Linked DNA regions of Mus musculus: all the other regions are linked to region 3. The links are chromatin loops, found by intact Hi-C in ENCODE. Cell type or tissue: left cerebral cortex. All regions are shown on one strand.

The links. Peaks named below come from ENCODE experiments on the same cell type or tissue, not always from the same donor. Only the 100,000 strongest peaks of a DNase experiment are listed, where the experiment ranks them.
Region 1: a loop joins it to region 3, with 2.1 times the contacts of the local background. A loop is called at or near these places in 12 of 42 quality-filtered maps.
Region 2: it touches region 3 in a loop (1.9-fold over the local background); 11 of 42 quality-filtered maps call a loop at or near these places.

Annotation. Positions count from the first base shown.
Region 1 is chr13:19,614,885-19,622,884 of GRCm38, forward strand. It overlaps Epdr1 (ependymin related protein 1 (zebrafish)), which reads right to left and starts at 4,946. Exons shown (of 3, transcript NM_134065.4): 1 at 4,410-4,946. The coding sequence starts at 4,678. In left cerebral cortex, CTCF peaks have their summits at 4,960 and 7,869; DNase peaks (open chromatin) are centred at 3,425, 4,210, 4,544 and 4,924; H3K4me3 peaks cover 2,161 bases; H3K27ac peaks cover 1,095 bases.
Region 2 is chr13:19,637,225-19,645,224 of GRCm38, forward strand. Nme8 (NME/NM23 family member 8) reads right to left here. Exons shown (of 17, transcript NM_181591.3): 17 at 7,854-8,000. Among named protein-coding and RNA genes, the nearest start is that of Sfrp4, 18 kb to the left of the region's middle. In left cerebral cortex, CTCF peaks have their summits at 3,485 (motif pointing left) and 7,208 (motif pointing left); DNase peaks (open chromatin) are centred at 3,423 and 7,191.
Region 3 is chr13:19,447,366-19,455,365 of GRCm38, forward strand. No RefSeq gene overlaps it. Among named protein-coding and RNA genes, the nearest start is that of 9330199G10Rik, 53 kb to the right of the region's middle. In left cerebral cortex, no CTCF peak of the experiment used is centred here; a DNase peak (open chromatin) is centred at 4,142.

The sequences.
Region 1 (8,000 bases), 170 kb after region 3:
ACAGCTCAGTGTGGGGCACCTGGGACTTACTCATGATTTTCATGATCACCAGGGCTCCTCCAAGGACTCCATACCTCCACCTCTGCCGCATAGGTTCACCAGTTGCCTCTCCTGGCCTTTCACTGTGACAAGACTGCTCTCCAAGACTCCTTCATGCCTTCACAACCAGGACAATCTGAGAAACTCAAGTTAGGTGACTAGCATGTGGTATAACCTTAGCCCCCTCCTCTTGGATCACTGCTTCTGTGAGCTGAACCCAGGGAAACATTTCTGAAGAAATTCTGCATCAATAATGCTGGTCTCTTCTTAATCACAGCTGATTCTTCAGCCTCAGCTGAGCAAAATCCATTGTATCAGCAAAGCGAAGCAATGTTCCACTCTAGTTGTTATAGAAGAGTTGAATAATCATAGAGTCTTTAAAGGACTCTCAAACTTTCCTCTAAGAACATCTCAAGCCAGGCCTCCATTGTCTACCCTGCTTTTCACATTATGTTCTTAAAGCTTCCAATGGTTTTTCCAGCCCAAAGTTCAAATGTTACCACTGTCCTCCCCAAAATATATGATCAGGTCTATCTCAGCCAATACCCTACTCCTGGTATAAATTTCTATCTTAGTTAAGGTTTCTATTGCTGAACAGCATGACCAAGGCAATTTGGGGAGGAAAGGGTTGTTTTTATCTTACATTGTCTTTCAAACAGTCCATCATCAGAGTCAGAGTAAGGACTCAAGGAAGGGACCTGGAAGCAGTAAACGTGGAAGAGCACTGTTAATTGGCTTGTTCCCTATGGTTTTCTCAACCTGACTTATTTTACAACCCAAGATCACCTGCCCAGGATTGGTGCTACCCTCAGTCAGCTGGCCCCTCCCATATTAACCCTCTATCGGTCAAAAGTACCACAGGTCAATCTTGTGGGGAAATTTTCTCAATTGCAGTTCCTTCTTCCCAAATGACATTAGCTTGTTTCAAGTAGCCCACACAATCTGACAATTGTTAAATATTATTCTGGGAAGAAACATCTATCTGTGATGGAAAAAACTCAATGTTGTACGTAAAACTGAGCCTGGAAGAGACAATCACCAGGCCTCTGTACGTGTGTCTGCTCCAACTCTTTACTCATAACCTCCTGATCGCAATTTGGCTTCTCACATCGTTTTGAATCAAGGAGAGAATGATTTAGTCTATCTCTGTGGATTTGAGAATACTGGTCTCCATACCAGCTATAAAACTTGCTGAAATATAGTTTAGCATTTGAGTCTGTGTACCGAGTCAGTTCCCAAAGAGAGGATACTTGTGTGTGCTGCTCAATCAAGTGTCTGAGTTCAGAGGGGCTGTCAGTAAGACTCCTGCACATGGGAAATGAAATCCACCAGGACAATGATGGTGGGTGGTGAGAGAAGCACCTGGGACCCCTGACTACACACCTCCTCACTGCTCTATGAGGAGACAATGTAGCACGTGCTTTGTATATTTAACTTACAGAATCCTCACTATATGCTAATAAATGAGTTGCTATACGTATTTGCATTTTGTAAAAGAGGAAACTGAGTCTCAAAAAAAAAAAAACCCACAGTAATCTAGAAAAGCTCACTTTCAGAACCAGATTCTGAGTACATAGCCAAATGTCTTGAACAGTTAATGATGCTCTTTGGGTGAGAATGAACTCTTGGTCTTCTCCAGGTCACACTGCTTAGTTAGCATCAGCAGTGAACTCTGGTGTTCCAGCCCATGTTCCCCATGTCTACTGACCAACAGATAACCAGTGAACATGCTTCCTAAGGACACATCAAGAGTCGTGTCCCACCCTCACTCCAAGTAAAGAGAGTGATCCCTGTTCTATGCAGCCAGTACAGTTAGCTCCAGCTACCACTAGTGGCAACCTGCTTGACTCCTCTTTGTCCCTCCATACCCTGCGGCCTCTGATCACTTATATGTCACCACCTCTTTAACACTTCCCTAATGGAACCACCTGTGCAGCTTCCTCTCCATCTGAAGCAGCTACAGTACTCGGAGTGTTTGCTCCTACACTCATTGTGTCGCTCTAGTTTTTCTAAAGCTCTTGAGGATGAAATTTCAGCCATGCATCCAGTGATTTTTATGCCACCTAATAATGGCATTCCAACTGTTCAGGCTCCTTCAGCGTGACCTCTCAACACACTCTGCTTTTGTTCCTCATAGAGACTGGGCTGGTAGTCTCAGAATATGAGTCCTGCTTGTAAACTCCCAGATGACAACCTACTAAATCTGTGATACATACATATTTATGCCCCCAACAAAGTCTTTTCTGCATGTCACCCCTGGTAGATTCGCTTGGGTGTCTGAGGGCCACTAATTTGGGATATCACCTTCTCCAGGAAGCTCTGGCCATGTGTTCATCATGGGTATATTCATCGTAGGGATAATTAAATTATGAGATTCCACCTTCAGACTGTTATCCCCTGAAAATCAGGACCCACTCCACTGATAACTGACACAGTATCTGCCATGAGCAATAGCCTACTGAATGAGGATGGATGAATATGAACATAGTATATTATAGATGTCAGAATCCATGCAGCTTTCTTAACTTTCAGTTGTGCGATAGAAGGAAAGTTTATTAATTTCCCTAGGTCTTGGTGTTTCTATGTGAATAGAAATCATACAACCTAGTGTGTGATGTTATGAACCCTAAACAAAATTATATAAAACATGCCAAGTTTCAGCAATAGTATATCATATAACACACTCAAATAATGGATATTACTATATCCCTCAAGCCCCAATGAAAAACACTCATGTTCTTGAAAGTCTTTGCATACTCTGAGTCTTCCATAAAGACACTACTGTGACTTGCCTTCCAGGCTAATGTAAAGCTGTCCCTCTATATTCAAGGAGGGTTGGATCCAGTGCCTCTATGGATAACAAAATCCATGGATGCCCTTGTCCTTGATCTAAGAGTGACAAAAAACTGCATGCAGCTTACAAACACCCTTCCATATATGGGTTGTTCAGTATAACAAATATAATATAAATGTTATTCAAATAAGTTCTGTATTGTTTAACAAGCAATGACAAGAAAAATAGTATGGATGTGCTTAGTACATGCAATATGATTTCACATATTTTCTATCCATGGTTTGTTGAATCCTCAAAAGCAGAAAAAAAATCCAAGAGTACAGTGAGTCTCCTGCATTTGGTAATGGGTGGTCTCACACTCTGATTAGGTGGTTCAGAAAGTTGTCTTTCCCCTACTTTAATCAAGAAGCCCAACACTTCCAATGGTTTTTTGGTGAAACGGTGTTACCAAGCTTTGTTTTGTGCTGGGAGCTAGTGGTTCTTATTCATCACCAATCTTACCAGGACCATCGTATCTCCTCCTGGTGCAAATGCCATGAAGAGATGTCAGTGTGACTGCATGACACACACTGGACATTAGTGGAGGGCTGAGCCACCGAGACAGGTGGTGATCTTAAATTAGAAAGTAGGTCTTAAAGAGACCAGAAACAAGGTGACATTCTAAAAAAGTATGTCCTCTATCAACACAAAATGGAAAGCTAAATTGACTACCATTGGTTTGCTTGTGTGTGTGTATGTAAATGTGCACGCATTTGTGTTGAGCATGTGTGTGACAGATAGCATGCCCTCCCATTTTGCAATTTCTGTGGTCATTAAAAATAGGTTTTAAAAAAACCTAATAAACTGAGAAGAGAGAAGGATACGTAAAATTGGGATTTTAAGGTGGGAATGTATGTGCCCCAGCGTCTATTCTAAGGTGGCAGTATATGTATCTAACAGATGTTTTAAGGAGAAAGTATATGTGTTCTAATGGGAGTTTTAACTAGTTTTTCAAAAGAGAAAATCCTCAAGATGGAAACAAACATGGTCAGATTGTAATAGGGTAATGAGCTGGGAGGAGCTTTTAAAAATCATTTCCCATGCCTTTTACAGTGTTGTACTTAGAGCCACATGTCAGAAGAGAGAGAGTGAACCGACTCTAAGTTGTCCTCTGGCCTCCACACAGGCAACACACACACACACACACACACACACACACACACAGAGACACACACACACTGTGATTTAAAATGTTTTCATTGTAAACAAAAATTTTAGAGAATATTGTGTTTGTCCCTTCTACACAAAAAACACGCCCTAGACTGCAGGGGACTCCAGGTGCCAGAAGCCTGACTCAGCAGTTAAGACATGAGGCTAACTTGGACTTAGAATGCCTGGCTTTTCCATCTTGCCCTTGGAGAGTCCTTTCTTTGCCTGCCTCTACCTCAGTGGTCAGACCAAGCGGATCCCAAGGCCCCCTATAACTTAATTGGGGATCGGGAGGGGCCGGGAGCTGCTGGGGGTCTAGCTGGAGTAGCAAGCCCCCGCCCGAGCTGGCGTTCCCCTGGCCGCCGTCTTGCCCTTCCAAGCTGCCTACCTCTTGCAGGGGATCAGCGCTTTCCTCTCGTCCAGCACCCGCACGCGCTGGTTGAGACCATCGTAGGACACCAGGGCGCGGTTGTTGTGCCCGCTGCTCTGCTGGTACAGAACCTGGCGTCCCTCCCACTGCTGGGGTGCCTGGCATGGCTGTGGGGTTCCCAGGGAGCCCGCCATCCCCAGGCCGCACAGCACCCAGACCCAGAGGCTTCCCAGCAGCCAGGTCCCCCGAGGCCCCTGGACCAGGCGGCGGGGAGCGCGCGCGGGCATCGTGATCTGCCGCCCCAGGGTCAGCCGAGCTCCAGAGAGAGCCGAGGCCCTGCGTTGGACTAGTCGCGTGAGCCTTCTCTGCGCCCTGGCGAAAGGTGTGCTCCGGGACCCAGTTCAGGCCTCTCTCGATTTTCCGTTCCACAGGCTCCTGGCTTGGGGGCTCCGGACACCGGGACACCGGCCTGGGAAAGCCGCGTGAATCGCCCCAGCTCTTTCTGCTCTGGCGGAGGCTTACCAAAGCTTGTTTTTCCTGCTCTCTGCTGCCAACAGGAAACGCAGCGGCAGTGATGCCACTAGCATCCTAAAGGGCATCGCACTTAAAGGGTTTGGGATGGAAGGGGTAATTCTCTGAGAAGGGACTCCTTTCTCCAAGAACTGCAACCCCCCTCAAGGAGGACAGGAGCAGAGCAGAGGTGTGGCACATTCTCTGGCTGCTGTAATTTGTTTCTTGGTAAAATCGTGACTTTTTTTTTTTTTTTTTTTTTTTTACAAATTAAAAGTGTTACAATGGTCCCTTCCTGAAGAAATGACACTAAATTTCTGTGGTGTTCGTTGTGCAGTTTCCAATCTCAGGCCTGAGTCTCAATTCAGTGAGATTCCTCTCTCCTACACGTCAAAGCTTCAAGTCCAGAGGTTTGTGTTTTTAGAGGTTTACTTTAGTGTATGTGTGTGTGTGTGTGTGTGTGTGTGTGTGTGTTTAAGTAATGGTAGGATTAATAATAATATAGAAACAAGATGAGATGAGGCAATTTTTTAAAGACCCTTGCTTTACAATGTTATTTACATTTCCACTTAATACCTACTATGAAGAAGAGTGAGCCAAGAGGAAATGGTTTGGGGCATTTCTGAGTGAGGTCAAAAGAACTCCAGGATTGGAGCCCAAGCAAGTATCTGTAAGACAATCAGGAGCCTGATCATTTAGGGCCTTAAAAGCTGTTGAGTGTTTTGTTGTTGATATCGAGGACTGTGAGAGCCACAAGCCCACAAAAAGCCAGGGACAACCCTCATAAGCGATGTATATTAGAAAGCTCACTCGGCTAGCACAGGAAGAAAATGCAGTGTCAGACAGAGTGGCAGGGTATCAGGGCAGAAGCTGCTACACTACAAGCCAGCTGTAGAGTAGCTGAGTGACAGCAATGGGGATGGGTAGGGTGGAATGGAGCTTGAAATTACAAAGAAAGATTGAAGTTGGAGGCAGGGGGTTCTGATTTGGGTAAATGAGAGGAAGGAAGGAAAGAAGGAAAGAAGGAAGGAAGGAAGGAAGGAAGGAAGGAAGGAAGGAAGGAAGGAAGGAAGGAAGGAAAATTGTAGTTCAGCCAGTTAGCTTTGAGATGACTGGGGAATATCTAGGTAGAGACAACCAAAGACAGTTCTGCATGGCTTGAGCATGCAGTGCCCAAGTCTTAGATTCGGAAGCCACAGGCATAGAAAGGGTCACTGAAGAGAATTTGAGATGGATGGATGGATGGATGGATGATTCTTGCCACCCCCCTCCCAGGGATATTTGACAAGGAACTCTCCAACCTACGTTTCAAAAGTCCTGAGAATGAGGAAACTTGGAGTTGACGGGAGAGGGAAGACTGAGGTGAAAGCTAGGGTCAAAATCCTGAGAGCAGCAGGCATGTAGGAGGGGAGAAAGGAAGAATAGGGAGCCCAAATGGGAGTCACCCCAGAGAAGCACCCAACTAGAGGACAATGGCTTTAGTGCTAAAGCTGCAAGCCTTTTGGGAGGGCAGGAAGAGGAAGGACAATTGACAAGAATTTTCGGACAAGTCCCTCTGCTCTGTATAACATTATGAAAAACAGGGACAGACTGACTATCGGTGGGCCTGATAGGTAGAGTTCCACATTGAAGGTAGCTTCCTTAGGCTGAGTGTGAACTTGGAGTGAGCGCAACAATGAGCTCTACCCCTCTGTCCCAAATTCCTGTCTTAATAGTTTCCTTCTTTTAGTTCTTTTCTTGTTTTCATTTAGTGTTGGGAGGAACCTAGGGTCTCATCTATACTGGGTTGGAGAAAGAGGTGGGAAGTTTTTATCCCTCTGTCTGTCTCTGTCTCTGTCCTTCTGTCTTTCTATACCCCCTCTCTTCTCATTAGAAAGTTAATCTAATGATCTTTTTTGCTCAGTGTGTGTGGTGCGGGGAGGGGGGCGGTAGACTAGGTTTGGGATTTCACTACCAGAAAAGGCATGAGGTGCCTTTTGGCCACCCCCTTCTGCTTGATATTTTCCTATGGCATTTGGCATCTTTGGGACTTGAGACCTATTCAGTAGGAAAGCAGAATGCCTTTATGGATTGCTCGGGATGAATAGGTACTTTACACAGATCTAAATAGTATCTGATCTCATAGGATCATTAATGTCTTCATAGTGTTTGTCTCTATACCTTACACAATAAGGATGACAAATGCAGTTGTGGTTTTTTTGTTTGTTTGTTTTTTGCTGTTTTTGTTTTGCACAGCTGTTTTAATCCTCAGTCAGATTCACACCTAAGCTAACTTGTGGGCCTCAGCGTTGGAGGGAGAGGCAAAAGAACTTCCTTTAACCCAGGTTTCAAGCTCAACCATACCTTTAAAGATTAACACTCAGAGAACATGTTTTCTTATTGTCAACGATGAGAGCAAGTTTACATCGGAAGTCTTGCTTTCTGATTGGCAGGCATTTGGTGTAAACTTGCAACAGTAACAGCTCTTTTCTGTGAACCAGCATTGATTTTCATGTCTCTTTCTAAAGCAAAGAAGAGGAAAGTAAACATGCACGCTCGCTTTCCAAAGCTAGTGAGTTCTTAGTCAAGTAAAATAACGGGCAATTTAGCAAAGATCACGCTGGTGGATTGGGAAAATCTTTCAGCATGCAGCATCTCAAGTTATCTTTGTTTTCTTCTGTTTTCCAGTCATGTTGGGCTCAGAAATTAGTATTTTAGAGAAAGTAGCGAATAGAGAAACTCCTCCAACACAGAGATGCTCTTGCACCCCTGGGCAGTTCCAAGTTCCTGGAGCAGTCACAAACCAAATGCCTGGTAAAAATCTGAGCCAGAACTAAGTCTAGTGGCCACAAAACAACATCAGTAGCAACAATAGCAAACTCCGCACAACTCAGGGTGGTCTAGGGAAGGCTTATATAAACTGCCAGTGCTAGTTCCAACACCTACTGTGCTAGGCTTTCCCTGATCCACACTGCCCTCATAGCTGAGGCACCTCTCTCGCCCCCTATGGGAAAGGAAAAACAAGTGTTTCGAAATGAAAGGGCAACAACAGGGTCACGTTGCTCCAGTTGCTCCAACTCTGAACTTAGGGAAACTTTAAGGCCGACTTAGCAAAGTCTC
Region 2 (8,000 bases), 190 kb after region 3:
TTTCAGTCCAGCCTGAGCTGTACAACAAGATCTTATCTTAAAACACCAAAAAATTCTCTTTTCCTCTGCCTCAGTACTATTATTCACTAACTTGTAAGAAACAAGCTGTACCCAAAGGCTACATGATCACTGAGTGACCTCTGTCTCTCCGGGAATCAAGACCTCATCCCTACACAACACCACAGAAGCAGACAGAGGCAGTAAGAAGACAGTGGCAAGCATTTAACAGTCCAGTTAGGACAGGAAGGGACTGAAGTTTCCAAATTTCCAATAAAGACAACCAAAGGAGATTCTGATTCTGATTTAGAAACCTGATGCTGGGTTGGTTTTTTTTTTTTTTTTTTTTTCTTTTTTCTTTTTTCTCAAAGGCCCAGTCAACAGACCTTACCAAATGGAGCAGGTGTGAGCCATGACTCTTGAAACACGTCTGAAATGCTTAACTTGATGCAGATCTATTCAGATAGCTGGAAAGAAGTGAACATTTAAAATCATTTTAAAAGTTATAAAAATTTATGTCCAATTCCAATGGTGAACTGGAAACAGGCAACATGGGTTTTGTCCTTCCTGGGCTGAAGGCAGAAACCTGAGGGCCAGTGACACAGAGGAAGTACAAAAGAGGACATACACGTTATTTATTTATTTATTTATTTATTTATTTATTTATTTATTTATTTATTTATTATTATTGTTGTTATTATTATTATTATTATTATTATTATTATTATTATTTTGGTTTTTCGAGACAGGGTTTCTCTGTATAACCCTGGCTGTCCTAGAACTCACTTTGTAGACCAGGGTGGCCTTGAACTCAGAAATCTGCCTGCCCCTGCCTCCCGAGTACTGGGATTAAAGGAGTGCGTCACCATGCCCAGCTAGGACATACACTTTAAAATAACTAGGTTGGTTTTATTAATTTACAACCATTTACTACATAACACTATTTTAACCAAGGAAAAGTTATCTAGTGGAAGTTCTATAGGATTGTATTGTGTAGTGACCATCCTGGTTCACACAAGTACTCGTAAGAGATTCTCACAATACTTAAATCATCTAATCCCTGGTTTTCCATCTTTGCCAACTGAACTTCCTTCTTCCTAGCAGGGGTCCTTCCAAGGAAGCTCTTGCTAAAAAACATTACCCAAGGAAGCCAGTATAAATATCACAGGGATTCTAAACACAACATGACTCCAAAGACAAGGCCACATTTCCATTCTGCAACAACTATAAGGGGACTTCAGAACGCATGAAGCATGGAAGAATGATTGGTCTTCCCGATTAAAATGTGAGAAAGCTGGAAGCTGCCTGACACTGAGGACCCAAGTAGATGTGAAAGGGGGCCTCAAACATTACCATTCCAAGAAGGAAGAGAAAAATTCTCACAAAGAGCGAGGAGCTAGTAGTTCCAGGACAGATCTGAGTCTTAGGGCAGATGTTTGCAGAGCAGTAAATAGCCCAAGATGATAGTCGCTTTGTGCTAAGAGTTGGCTCCCCAAAAATGAGGCCTAGTACTGCATTGTTACACTGCTCTTCAGTAGATCCTTGTCTCACCCAGCCATAAATGTCAATGCCCTGGATCCACTTTGAAGGCAGGAGGGAGGTGAAAAGGAAAAGTGGGAGTGGGTGCTGGTGCTAGAAAGACCTGGGAAACCAGAAGGACTCTGCAAACAAACAGCAGCCCATGGATTCAAGTTACTGAAAAACTGACAGGCAGGCAAAAGGAAGCCATGCCTGCGCTGTGCCCCTTCAAATCCTTGACCCTGACTAAAACTGAGTTCTACCTTCACCAGGCCCTCTCTGCAGGGATTCCATTCACAACACACAGTGAGACCGAGACACTTCAGCATCTCCCCATGACTCCATCAATTCTGGAGTCACCACTGTTCTTGATGCTGCATGGTCAGTAATGGTCTCTCTTGTGGCCTCTCACAGTACTGCTCTGCATGACCCCTTCAGTTCTGCAGCTCTCACATCACCAAAACTTGTATGTGTCATCAAGTTTGACTGCTGGACAGAGATGCAGTATTGACCCCCCTCTAGACCTCAGCTATGCACTGACTGACCCTGAAGAAATTCTTCCAGAAGATTTCTGCCCAGCGATGCTGGTCTCTTATTAATCACCCTGGGTTTTTCATCCTGAGCTAACCATCACAAACTGAGGTTTCCCTCCAGTGGTACTGGTCTCTTGTTAAAAACTGTTTCTCCAGCATGAGCAGATCAGAAACTGTTGGACCCACTCGAGAAACAGGAGAATGCCCCTCAATGAAGGTCAGCTTAACAGTCCTTCACATGTCAGCAGGGAGAGCAGGCTCATGCCAAAAAGGACTCTCCCACCCAGGAAGAAGGCAGAGGAGGCTTTATAAAACCACAATTAAGTCACACCAGGGTCAGGCCAGGGGACAGAGGCTTCAAAAGTTTCTGTTAACAAAGATTTGAAAAGTTCTAGTGGGCTGAAACAATTTGCTATATGTTGTAAAATAATGGGCATTTCAAAATGGTAGGTAGGCTGCATGAGAGCACTGCTCAGCAGAATGTTACTGGGCTAGGGGCCTGGGATCTGGGGGAAGGAGAGAAGAAAAGGATACAGAGGCAAGAGGGGAATATATTTCTCTTCTCTGGGTTATTCAGTTTAATGTTTTTAAATTTTATTTTTTTACTTATTTACTCACTGCCCCCTTCCCAGTCATCCCTTCCCATAGTCGTTCCCTCTCCCCTTTCCCCTTCTCCTCTGAGTGGGTAGGGGCACACATGGATATCCCTCTAACCCTGACACTTCAAGTCTATGAGATGCTGGGTGCTTCCTCTCCTACTGAGGTCAGACAAGGCAGCCCAGCTAGAAGAACATATCCCATGTACAGGCAGCATCTTTTGTGATAGCCCCCACTTCAGTTGTTCAGAACTCACATGAAGATCAAGCTGAACATCTGCTACCTATGTACAGGGAGGCCTAGGTGCAGCCTGTCTATATTCTTTTGTTGGTGATTCAGACTCTGAGAGCCCCAAGGGTCCAGGTTAGTTGACTCTATTGTTCTTCCTGTGGAGTTCCTATTCCTTTTAGGCCTGCAATCCTTCCTCCTATCCTTCCATAAGAGTCTCCAAGCTCCATCCACTGCTTAGCTGTGGATGTCTCCATCTGTGTGAGTCAGCTGCTGGGTGGAGGCTCTCAAAGGACAACATCAACTTGAATTTTTATGCAACCTACCAGTGGTGACACTGTCCACAGTAGGCTAGTCCTTTCCCCATCAGTCATTAATTAAGACAAGCCCCATAGATTTGGCTACGAGCCAACATGACAGAGTTCCCTTTTCCATTAGGGATCTCCTATTTAGATAACTCTAGCTTACTTAAAGAAACAATCAAGAATAAAATATCCTACAGTAACAGCCCAAGATGAAACAGTCTTTTCCTGTATGTGTTGCATATGAAATCTCTACAGAGTTATTTATATATTCAACTGAGCGTAGCTTGCCATCTGCTGGCAAAATACAGTAATTTTGGGGGAGCACTCATATTTTCAAAGTTCTGGATCAGCTTTCAGATAATTACAGTATACTAATTATTTAATAAGCACCTGATCACAGCCACCTAAACAGAAGCCAAAGCAGAGGCCACTGGTGCCCAATTTGATGGAGTGGAAGTGGCGATGGTGAGGTTTTGACTATGCTTGTCTCCCAGCACAATCCACAGAAAGGCACTAGATGATTTACATTTCTAAAATGTACTTGGGAATCTAGAGAGGTGATTCAGCAGTTAAGAGCATTTGCTGCTTAATACAGAAGAAATGAGTTCTGGAAGACTCACAGTGACCTGTCACGCTAGCTTCAGGGCATCTGATACCCTCTGGGAACTCACCAGGGCCTCCCTGGGAACCCATGTACATTTACATCCACACTAATAAAAATAAATATTTTATTTATTTATTTATTTTCCAGGCAAGGTTTCTCTCTGTAGTCCTGGCTGTCCTGCAGGTTACTTTATAGATCAAACAGTCTTGAATACAGAGAACCACCTGTCTGTACTTTGCAAGTGCTAGGATTAAAGGCACATGCTACCATGCCACACTTAAAAGAATCTTTTAAAATGTAAGTGATGCCTTTGGATGCAAATGTATATGACATTGAATTTTAGTTCAGGGTAATCGATATTGGCTTAATTTCATCCTTCTACATGTGAATATCCAGTTCCCAGGGCCATTTGTTGAAGATGCTTTCTTCAGTATGCATTTTTTGGCATTTTTATCAACTATCATGTAGCTGTAGTGATGTGGACTCACATTTCAGTTAAATTGATCCGTATGTCTGGATTCCAGTTCTCTTCATCGTCTTGCTTAACGAGAAATTCTGTATCTTTAAACAGATTGATTAAAGTGTTGTGCTTACAAGTTCATATTTCAAATCCTGTTCCAAAAATTTATTAACTTGTTCCATTATAAATGTTTGTGGATTATTTATCTGTTGACTCTGTATCTTATGAGTGTGAAACATTCCCTGTCAACTATATGTCTGATAGAGGGTATCTTTAATGTACAAAGAAATTACAAGGACTCAGGAAAGCAAACAACTCAATTAAAAGACAAGCTATATTTAGCCACACACGGTAGTGCACACCTTTAATCTCAGCACTTGGGAGGCTGAGGCAGGCAGATTTCTGAGTTCAAGGCTAGCCTAGTCTACAGATTGAGTTCTAGGATAGCTACACAGAGAAACTATGTCTTAGAAAAAGAATGAAAAACAAGACAAAACAAACAAGCAAACAAAGCTATAGATCAGAATATAGAGTATTCACAAGAAAAAAAAAAAAGAAGTGGCTATAAAATATTTTTAAATGTGCTCAGAATTCTTAGCTATTAGGGAAGTGCAAACTAAAACTAATTTTAGATTTCATCTCATCCTAGTCAGAGTAGCTAAGATTTAAAAAGAAATGTTAGCAAGGATTTGGAGAAAGGGGAACGTTCACTGTTGGTGGGATTCCAAACTGGTATAGTCATTCTGGAAATCAGTACGGAGATTCTCACAAAGTCAAAAGTCAATCGACATATCACCTGCCAACACTGGCGGGTTCTTCTTTCTTGTCGGTTCTTCTTGAGGCAGAGGAGGGGGAAGAGTGTAGGCAGAGGGTAAGACTTTGTCTCATGAGATATTTAGGGTTGCTCTATAATAACAAAAAGTTTACTTAGCTAAGTCTAAGCTACTATGCTACTGTAGCTGACCTGCCTGCCCTGCTTCTCTGAGGCCAGAAGCTTCTTCTCTGGCACTTAACACCTCATCCTAAAACAGCAGGAAATAAAGTAAAGGATTAATTGCTAGAGTCTTTTCCCTTTTGTCCAGATGCCTCTTGCTTGTTGGGCTAGGGGATGTTTGGAGCAATAAATTTCTATTGAACCAGGAGAAGAATAACACTCACAGAAGGAAAAACTTTTACATAAGCAAATATGCATAAACTTACAAGTTCATACACAGATTCACGCATGTGCATTTATACATTTCCATTCATACTGATTGAGCTCAGCTTGCATGCATTCTCACAATTACATATGCATACATTCTCACAATTAGATACTCACACACACACACATCCATACTAACATATGCATATGGATCAAAAGACCAAGCACCGGTGCAGAAAGAACTCATTCTGGATTTAAAAAAAAATGAGCTCAATTTTTTATTGTACAAAGAAAAAGCTTCTACCCTATTAATGCTAAATGAATTAAACCCAAGTTTTTAAAGAAACAATCTTTGTTCCCTTTAATAAGACGAAGTCTGCTTTGTTATTAAGAAAGGACCTGTTCTGTCCCATGGTAAGGAGAAGTCTGCCTGTTCCTTCTCCTCTCTGCAGCTTCTTCTTTTTTCCTCTTTCCCTATGCATTCTGCACATTGCTTTCTTAGTTTCTAACGTTACCTATAGTTTCTAAGTTATTCTAGTCTGCATTCTCCTCCAATCTTACTCTATTCTCCTGCTCTGATGTCACAATAAAGCTCTTATTCTTGGCGCCATTTCTCCCAATGCTGTGGCTATACTTCTAAGTTCTTCTTGAGTTCAGTTCTGTCTAAAAAGTGTTCTGTCTAAAATATTCTCCTCAGCTCGGTTCCTCTCTCAGCTCAGTTCTTCTTTCTCTGCTCAGTTCTTCTCTGCTCAGTTCTGACTCTTATCTTTGTGCTCAGCACTTAAACCATTTTTCAGAATACGTAATTACAGGTTAAAAAGTTCATCACAAGTTCACACATAAAATAAAATAAAATCTTAAATTGAATTAGAAGTTTACAACAGAGAATGTTTATATGAATATTCATTAGGAGTAACTATCTGGCTAGCATCCATCACCTGTCACAGCTCCATAGGTTTATAGAAGGTAGAAAATCATAACTAAGTTATTAGTGAAGTTTTGTATAGATAAACCAAGTCAATATTTTATCTTCTGTCCTAGCACCTATGATAAATTGTTAGTTCCCTCTTATGACCTTTGGTTAATTGCTTTACAATCTCTTGGAATGTGCTCTGAGTAGGAGCGAGTCTGGTTATTATCTAAGAGTAATTAACTGGTGACACATGGGAAACTGACAGAGTTCTCATTGCAGTTTTTGACTATCAGAAAAGGACCTAATAACAGTCCCACTATAAAAGAGCTTAATAATCACTGATATGATTTTAGGAATTCTTACAGAATCATTATGAAGACTTAAGAAGTCATCTATTTTTCTATATAGCATCACTAAAGGACAATACATCTTTGTAGATCTGCAGAGATCTGCTCAAAATGGGCAGGCTAATATCTAGTGATTGTTATATATGCTTAATAACAACAAGAAAAGCATATTAATAGCAGGAATCTTTCATGAAATGCATTCTCTTAGGCCTTGTGTATAAGAGTAAATCTGTCGCAAATTTATCTGAAGTAGACCATCTGAGGAAGATTACCTGGTAGTTATTAGCTTGTCCTATTATGGCTCCTGACAATCACCCAGCTATACAAATTCTTGACATATGCCCAAAGGACTCAGCATCCTATTTTACAGACACTTGCTTAGTCATGTTCACATAATTAAGAACGACTCATAAGTATCACCCAAAAGTGTCAAGCAGTGTTGCAGCACTACAGGTTTCAAGTGTGCAATCTATTACTAAGATCTGATGGAACAAGTAGGAGACCTTCCTTGCACATTTGTCAGGCATGACAAACTCTTAAGTGGATTGAGGAGGTGACATCTAGTGGTTGGGAATTGCACATGAACCTGGCTATATACTTGGGAGTTCTTGACTACAAGAAAGTGTGCTGCAGTGTCACCTGAGAGAGAAAAGATAAAATCAATGAAAACTCCCACTCTGTTCCTTTCTCTGCAGAGAGGTTCAGCATTACATTGCAGGGGGCTAGAATCATTGCGCCATCCCATAGTGAGAGTACAAAGTTAACAAGTCTCTGGAACCGGGGAGATGGTTCAGGAGTTGAGAACACTTGTTCTTGCAGATGACCTGGGTTTGGATCCCAGCACCCACACACAAACACTTAAAACTCCAGTTCCAGGGGACCCAACACCCAGCCAGCCCCAGACATGTACATGGTGTACATGCAAGGCAAAATGGTTACACACATAAAATAAACAAACCTTTTAAGATCTGAAAAATAATCAGTGTTTCTATCTATATTCCAAATTCTTGGACTTTCTGGATGGAAACTTTAGCATCAAATACATGACCAACTTGTGTCCAGTCTAACACATTTTTTCTCAAGTCTACAAGCTGCATCTACTCTGACTTCTTCCTAGCTCATGTTTCTCCTCACCTTCTGTTGTATTGTGCAGTGCACCTTTCTAGAATTTCATCTTATGTCACTGATGAAAAATAAACACCCGACTCTGTTTGGGGGTCACAGTTTTTATTGTTACCATGCATAGCCAGGCAAGTTTTCATCTCCATGTGTGTTTTCCTTGGAGTCATTTTTCTTCTTACTGTTTATAGAAAGTTGTGTCTCGTGGTTTTACGTTGATGAAAACTTCTTCATTACC
Region 3 (8,000 bases):
TTTGTTAAAATAAGTTTGAAGTAAAAATAGACAGAAGTTAAAGGAGGACAGATTTGTAATTATGATGATACACTTTATTCAGTCCTAAGCAACTGTCAGGAAAGCCTTAAGTGTGTGCTCTGAACCTGTGGCTAAGCATCAAGACTAAATGGCACACATGCTACACACATGTATCACTGTGACCAATAATATCACATTTTTTTCAAGCTCTTAAAGAACTGCTACTGAACTTAGCAATGTACTTGACCATGACTTACAATCAGTTTTTACTCATTTAGAGATTGTCCCCTGCAATTGAAAGGCAAGCAATTGAAAATCAGTGACAAATTAGGCAGAGAGCCCTTAAATACTCACACATTTAATAACATTCTTGAAATAATCACTGGATAAATGGGTGGTAATAGAACTGGATAACATTTGAAGCTAAACTATAAAAATAAGGCATTACATTCTTTGGAAACAGATGAATTTGATTAGAGGGAAATGTACAGTTTATAGTGTTGGAACAGAGAGAAACGAACTACATAAGTATCATTTTAAAGATTGTAGTAAATAAACACCCAAACTCACTTTGAATTAATACACAAATGAAAAAACAGAGGGAAAAAACAAGATGCACATTTTTAAAAGTTTAAGACAATTGATAAGGGTTGATAAGATAAAGCAATTTAAAAAACCCTGTAGTAGCAAACAGGCTTTTATTAAGTTTCCTATTTTAAATGACCGCAGCATCCTGCATGTGAAAGCTTGGGTGCCATCCTGTGGCACCACTGGGATGTGGTAGAGTTTTAGGGTCTGGAGCTGAGGGAGAAGTTAGGCTCTTCTGAGATATTGAAAGCTTGACTCTCTTCCTCTCCTCACCCCTCATTGCCTTAGCCCCATGCTGTATGTACTGTGTTGTCCAAAGCGCTTGTGGCCAGCTGACCATGGGCTGAAAGCACTAAAGACTTTAGCTAAAATAAAGGGCTCTCTCTTTACATTTCCTCTTTCCTCTACTGCAGCAAAGGAACGCTGACTCACATAGTCCCACACTAAACAGCCTTTCATCTGTGTACCTGTTGTTTCGTTTAGGTAACATTTCAGTAGTTTACTGTAACTTTATACATAATGATGTATTCTTCAAGGGTGTTTTCTTATTCTTGAATGCATTTTAAAATTTTTTAGCCTGTCAGTTTTGACAAAATAAGTCAGGATAAGCTCAATATGTTAGGATAAGATTTACATAGTGAGTTCTATGACAGCTTGTGGTATATAGGGAGACCCTGTCTCAGAGAGAGAGAGAGAGAGAGAGAGAGAGAGAGAAAGAAGAAGAAGAAGAAGAAGAAAAAGAAGAAGAAGAAGAAGAAGAAGAAGAAGAAGAAGAAGAAGAAGAAGAAGAAGAAGAAGAAGAAGAAGAAGAAGAGAAGCTAAGGAAAAAATAAGTGACATTGTAGTAAGTATTCTTTACTATTACTTTGGAATAACCTCTACTCATTTAAATCTTTCTCATTTTTTATAAGCAGGAGTTTATTGTTTTCCATGTAAAACTATGCATTATTCTGAATTTTTATCTTTTAACACATTAAATTATATGTTTTCAAATCCACAGCTACTATTCCTTGCTGTAATATGGAAACAAGACATTGAAAATGATGTTGTGACATGCCCCATTTGATAGTTAGAAAAGCATTTTATTGACAATGGGGAAAAATAAGGAACCAGTTTGTAGAAAAGTCCAGTTTAGTATGCTTCTATGCAACATAAACTACAACTAATAATGAATTAAAATAATAAAAACAAATACGATAGAAAAATAATCAAACAAAGGAGCTATTCAGAACTTGCAGCCTTGTAATTGGAGTGGAGAATTGAGATTAAGAACTTTGTCAAGTTACTCGATGAATCATATGTGATGTAGGGATTTAATGCAGGCATGAAGTTAAGCTGAACAGTCTACTTAATAAATCCATATAGAGAGAATGACCAGGTGTAAAATCCCCCATGTTTCAGTATATAAAAATGGGTAGATAAATCTGATTAAGAAAAAAATAATTTGCATTTTACAACTACAAAGAAAATTCAAAAACAGACAGAAACTTCTGTTTTTTGTTTAAACTGTAGGGTTCAAATATGCTACTAAGTATTTGTGCTATGCTACTTAACCTCTTTACCAGGCACACGTGGCAGCTGGACTTAATCTTCAGAAATGAATAAGATACTTACCAAACACTAGGGGGTGGAGTCCCCCATTTATTCTATCATTTCTTGTGGCATAATATTCTTACACACATACTCTTGGTAGAAGAGCAGCTGGACTGGGAGCCTGGTGTGGTTGCAATAATAAGGTTCCATAAGTCCACACTTCCTTTGTAAAAGGATCTGAAGTTTGTGGCGAATCTGCCGTGGTCCTATGTAGTACATCCATTCAGCTCATATTTAGTTCTGTTCCATTGAGCGGTAAGCACAGACTGTAACAGTTTTGCAAGACAGATCTCATGAATATTTGCTCATAATTAGCTCTCCAAAGCTATGAATGATACTTTAAGCTACCAGAGACATAATGAGTGTCCTTCATTTTCAGTGTAAAATTAGTTGCATAGCAAACTAGTTCTAACAAGCAGTCAATACCCCTCTCCTATCCTAGTGAGGAAAAAACCTTGGGGCGTAAACCAACACATTTGGTTTTCTACGATCCCAACCTAATACTTTATTTCTATGTTCTTGCTCATTTTAGTCTCATTAGGGTCACATAGATTTTAAATTTATTCTCAACCCCAAACCCCGTAGGAGTAATGTGAAGGTGTTGCCATGGTTTCCTGTAGCTTTCCCTCAGAACCAGATGTTGGACCATGTTAATAAAAACACTTGGTGGAAGAGTCAGGTAGGAGCAGAGAAGGATATCAGAGTAATAAATCAATTGGAAAATGTTGTCTTAGAGTTTCTATTGCTGTGATAAAAGATGATGGCCAAAAGCAGCTTGGGAAGAAAAAGTTTATTTACCTTATGCTTCCACATCATAGTTCATCATCAGAAGAAATCATGGTAGGAACTCATGGTGGGAACCTGGAGGGAGGAGCTAAAGCAGAAGCCATGGAACAGTGCTCAGGGGTGGCACTTCCTTCAGTAGTTCTTCCAACATCAATCATTAATCAAGAAAATGTCCTACAACATTGCCTATTGGAGGTATAGTCTCAATTAAGGTTCTTCTTCCAAGATAACTCTAGTTTGTGTCAAGATGACAATCTATCTATCTATCTATCTATCTATCTATCTATCTATCTATCTCTATTTATTATATGTGTGCCTGACTCAATGTATGTGCACTATATACATGCAGATGTCCATGAACGTTGGAAGAAGTTGTTTGATATGCTGGAACTAACTATGAGGATGCTTGAATTCTTATGATTGACCCAAATAGTAATAAAGAAAAAGAAGATAAACTGAAATTTATCATTACTAAAGGGAAAAGAGTGGAATAAAATATTTGTTAGCCATCTATCTGGTAAGATCTAATGTTCATAATACTTATAAAGAACTCTTTACCTTAATAAATACATGCAGGCAATTGTATCAGCATGTTGAAGTGATGTAAACAATGATTTTTTTATATTTTTGATGTGTGTATATATATTATGTGTGTATGTACATGTGCATTAAGATGGGTACGGGTGCACATGTGTGTGGTGTATGCGCTCATGGAGGCCCACAGTCGACACTGTGTGCCTTCTTTGGTCACTCTCCACTTTATTTATTGAGGCAGGGGGGTCTCTCAATTAAAACCAGTAGTCAGCGGTTGACTAGTCTCTCTAGTGAACTTGCTCTGAGTGCTGGGGCAGCAGTCACAACAGCCTGTCTATTCATGTGGATTCTGCATACTGCCAAACTCCAGTCCTCATGCTTGTGTGACAAGTGCTTCACCCACAATAATCTCCCCAGTCCAATTTTGGGGAATTGACAAGTGACACAACTTATTTCTCCTGCTTCTGGAAGCTTCTCGGTCCACAATCATCAGACCAGCACATTCTGCATCTGCTGAAGGTCTGTTTCTCGTCGATGGAATCTTTCATGTGGCCTCTAGGCTATCCTTTTAGACTCTCATGAGAAGGGTTGAATCCATTCATGTGTGCAGAGCTTCCATGACTCATCGCTTCCCCAAAGACTCCAACTCTCCTTTTTCCCCCCTCATTTTCATTTCTATTTTGAGAACTTCATGCAATGTGTTTAAACCATATTTCTCTTTTCTTCCATTCCTCCTAGATATAGTTCTGTCTTCCCTACCCACCTGACTTTGTGTCCTTTAGTGTTTCCTTAAAGCCCTCAAGTACCATTTGTGCTGCCCATTTACTCAAGGATGTACGGCTTTCACTGAGGCACGGACAGCTTACAAAGGGCTTCATCCTTTAAAATGAACTGATTCTCCCTCTCCCAGAATCTGTTAATTGCCAAAAGATCTTTAGCTAGGAGTAGGACTTTATGCCTCTTCTCTTCATACTGGAATTTTGTCTGGATTAGACTTACATAGGTCTGAAGCATGCTATATCAGTTGTTCATACGAGCAGTTACCTTGCTATGTTCAGAAAACAGGTTCCGTGTGTGGAAGACTATTTACTTCCTCTGGTTCTTTCAATCTTTCTGCTCCATCTTTTGCAGAGATCCCTGAGCCTCGGCAGGAGAGGAATTGTGATATGCAGTGTGATATAAATGTCCTGTTTAGGGCAGAACATTCTTTTTCTTTGTACATTGGCCAATTGTAAGACTTCAATATTTAATACTACTGAATACAAACCATGTATGCATTAGGTTTCCTAAACCAACCTTCAGACCATAGTATAACCTACATAAAAATATGTAAAGTACTCAAGTGGATACTTCTCTAAAGAAGATATACACACGACAATGTTAGTGACAAGGTGTTCCATGTTATCTGGTAATAAAGAAATGCAAATACAAATGCCAGGAAGCAGCACTTCATGTTCACTAGAAGGGATACAATGAGAGAGAAAAAAGAAAGAGTGTTGGTGAGGTGGTGGGGATGAAGAAGGTGCAATGGCAGCATACGCCACTCCTGAGCCCAAGGAGGACAAGTACATTCGTGAGCTTCTTATTAGGAAATACATTGAGCTGTGGTGTGGATAGTGATAGACTCTGTGTCCCTTGCTACAGTCGTGTCTACTGTCATATTCTAGGCATTTATATTTATATTTTATAAACCTAAATTCAAGTAGATTGAATAATATTATTGTGAAATGCTTGGTAACACATTTCATTGCTATTATCAAGTCTCATGTTATTTGATTTAGCTGGGCCCCACCAGAATCATGATTTGGACACGAATGTGATGCTGTTGAAAAGTGGTAGAGATTTTAAGAGGAGTTAGTGTCTTTCTAATGAGCCTGGAAGAGTGAATACTCTGGTAAGAGTGTATTTTTATGAAGTAAGTCTGTCCCTTTCTGCTTCCTTGTTCGTGTGTGCCTCCTCTTAGCTTCTCATTCCACTTCATCTCACGTATGAGGCAGCATAACGTCCTCATGAAGCAGACTGGATATTGCCCCAGCACCCTTGATTTCTGTGTTTTAAAAAAATCTTGTGATAAAAATTACTTTTATATAGCAAATATAGATCTTCAAGTGTTTACTATATCAAGAGAAAATGAACTAGACAATATGCCAGTATTTTACCAAAACTACTGCTCACAGGTTCTAAGCAATGCTTTGACTGGGCAGAGAGAAACTGAGTGAATAGGAGTTAGAATCAAAGGATTTGGACTAATACAATTTTCAAAATCCAGGTAAGGACCAGAGTCAGTTGGTGCCAGGTTTTCCCCAGATCTCCTCGTTAACACAAGCTAACTTCTCTGCTAAAGTAAGAACGTCTGACCCTGGTCTTCTAATCCAGACACATTGTCTTTTATAACTCAAAACACACTCAAGTACTTTATACTCCTCATTATAAATATATAATCATAATAGGAAATGTGACTGTCACCTGATGCACATTGCCCCAGATAAGCTCCAAGGTCAACATGCTTAAAGGAGAAGCAGGAGCAAGGTATAGCAGGCAAGCTACAGATGAACTCATAGCCTCAGTTTTCACTTAAGCAGTGCACATATAGTTGCCCTGCTGCACTGATACTCATTATTAGTCATGGGTTTATAAAGAGCTAAAGATTAGCAAAGGAATTCAGAAGGTTGAAAGTGCCACAGGCAACAAGATACACACATGCGCATGCAAATGACCGGGCACTATAACCCTGTTCCAACGGCATCATTGGTTCTTCTTCCATTGATTCAGTAGGAAAAAAAATCTATATACAGGTGTAAATATTTAACTCAAAGTCCAAACATCTCACGTCCACACATATATGTATATTTAGCATTCAAAATTCTTTTAAATAAGTGTTGATGAGAGATAGAAGGTTCTAAAGAATTAAAGAAATGAGCCATGGCAGAAAAGGAGGAAGAAGAGGAAGGAGCTTGTCATAATTTGTCGTCCCACTTAAGTCTGTTATTCCTACTGCTACTTTGGAAATGCAAGACTGACAGTGCTTGCATGCTTGCTTATTTCTCCTCAAGATGATGAGGACACAAATACTACACAAACACAACCTCCTAAACATGCTGAGCGAAGGCACTGGTGAGAAAGAAATAGTTTTTGGAACCAGACAGACAATGTTATATGATGCGGCTTGTCTGTTGGTTTACTCTCGCTCTCCCAACTCTGCTACGGTGATGCCATGAAGCTGGTGAACAAAAATTGGACAATCAGCATGGTATAGGTCTCACATGTTTGCTTCCAAATGAGTCTTGGCTATCAGGAAAAAGAATATATTCTCCTTTAGTCTCAAACTTGATCCTGGTGGCAGTTGGAGCCTTTGTAACCAGAGATGACTCCTCTAACTAACAAAACCTTAGAATTGATGAAAGGGACTCTAAATAACAACCACCTCACAATGGCCACAAAAACTGGTAATTTGGAAGCCAAAAGGTTGTCTACTTCCTTTAAGGAAAATTGTGGATAAAGAGGCAACATTTAAGCAGATTCCCTGGAACTCCAAGTCAATGGCATGTTTCAGTGTGATCAAATTTAATATGGTTTGAGGTTTTGCAGTAAAATCTCATCTGATGCTAAGCAAAAAATGAAAGTTCCTTTCCAGAGTCTTGGAAAGAATGTGAACTCACAATACTGAAAAAAATAGGTTAAGCCAAACCAAAGGAAACAGACCTTAGGATGGAAGCTCTGCCAACACAGGCTGGACTGGCACAGCTAATCACATACATTATCATTTTCCAAAACATCCTCTTTTGTGGAAGGCAATGTTACCACTTGGTCTGCCAAAAACCATGTGATCGGCCATTAATAACAATCTCAGGTCAAGCAGGTCCTATGAATATCTTCTTAACCCTTTTAATTCAGAATGGTACTGTTGTAAACATTAGCCAGCATGTTCCTTTGTGCAAGTAACTTGAAGGCTCAGGGTAGCCCATAAGAAGTTTCAAGGAGTGGCTTGCATTCAGACATTGTAGAGTCAGTTTATGGGAAGACCTGAAACTCTACTGGCTAATATTCAGGCATTCCGGGAAGCAGTTACCATTTTAATTTGTGTCTGGAAGCTCAAGTGTACTTCCATGAAATGAAGTGAGGCTGCATGTTAATGTTCTCATAGTAAAAGAAGACAGCTAAAAACCTTTCTCTGCAATCACATGTATAAACAAACAAAACACCACCAGATGCCGAAATGCTCTTTTCGTCCAGGCAAGCACTGTATCTATCTCTGTCATAATTCAATTTTATAAAACGCCCCACTTTGCAGAGTTTTTATACTTAAAGCAAAGTCAGAGTGTCTAAGTAGTATTTCACTTAGTACAAGGGCATTGTGAGAATGCGCATCTGTTTCTCCCTCAATGTCCCTGTGATTCCTCGGAAGGGGAATACGGACAAACTTTACTTGAGTATTGAAATACACATTCCCTAGAAGATTTTGATTTGGGGCAAAGTCCACATAAAATGTTGCCATCTTA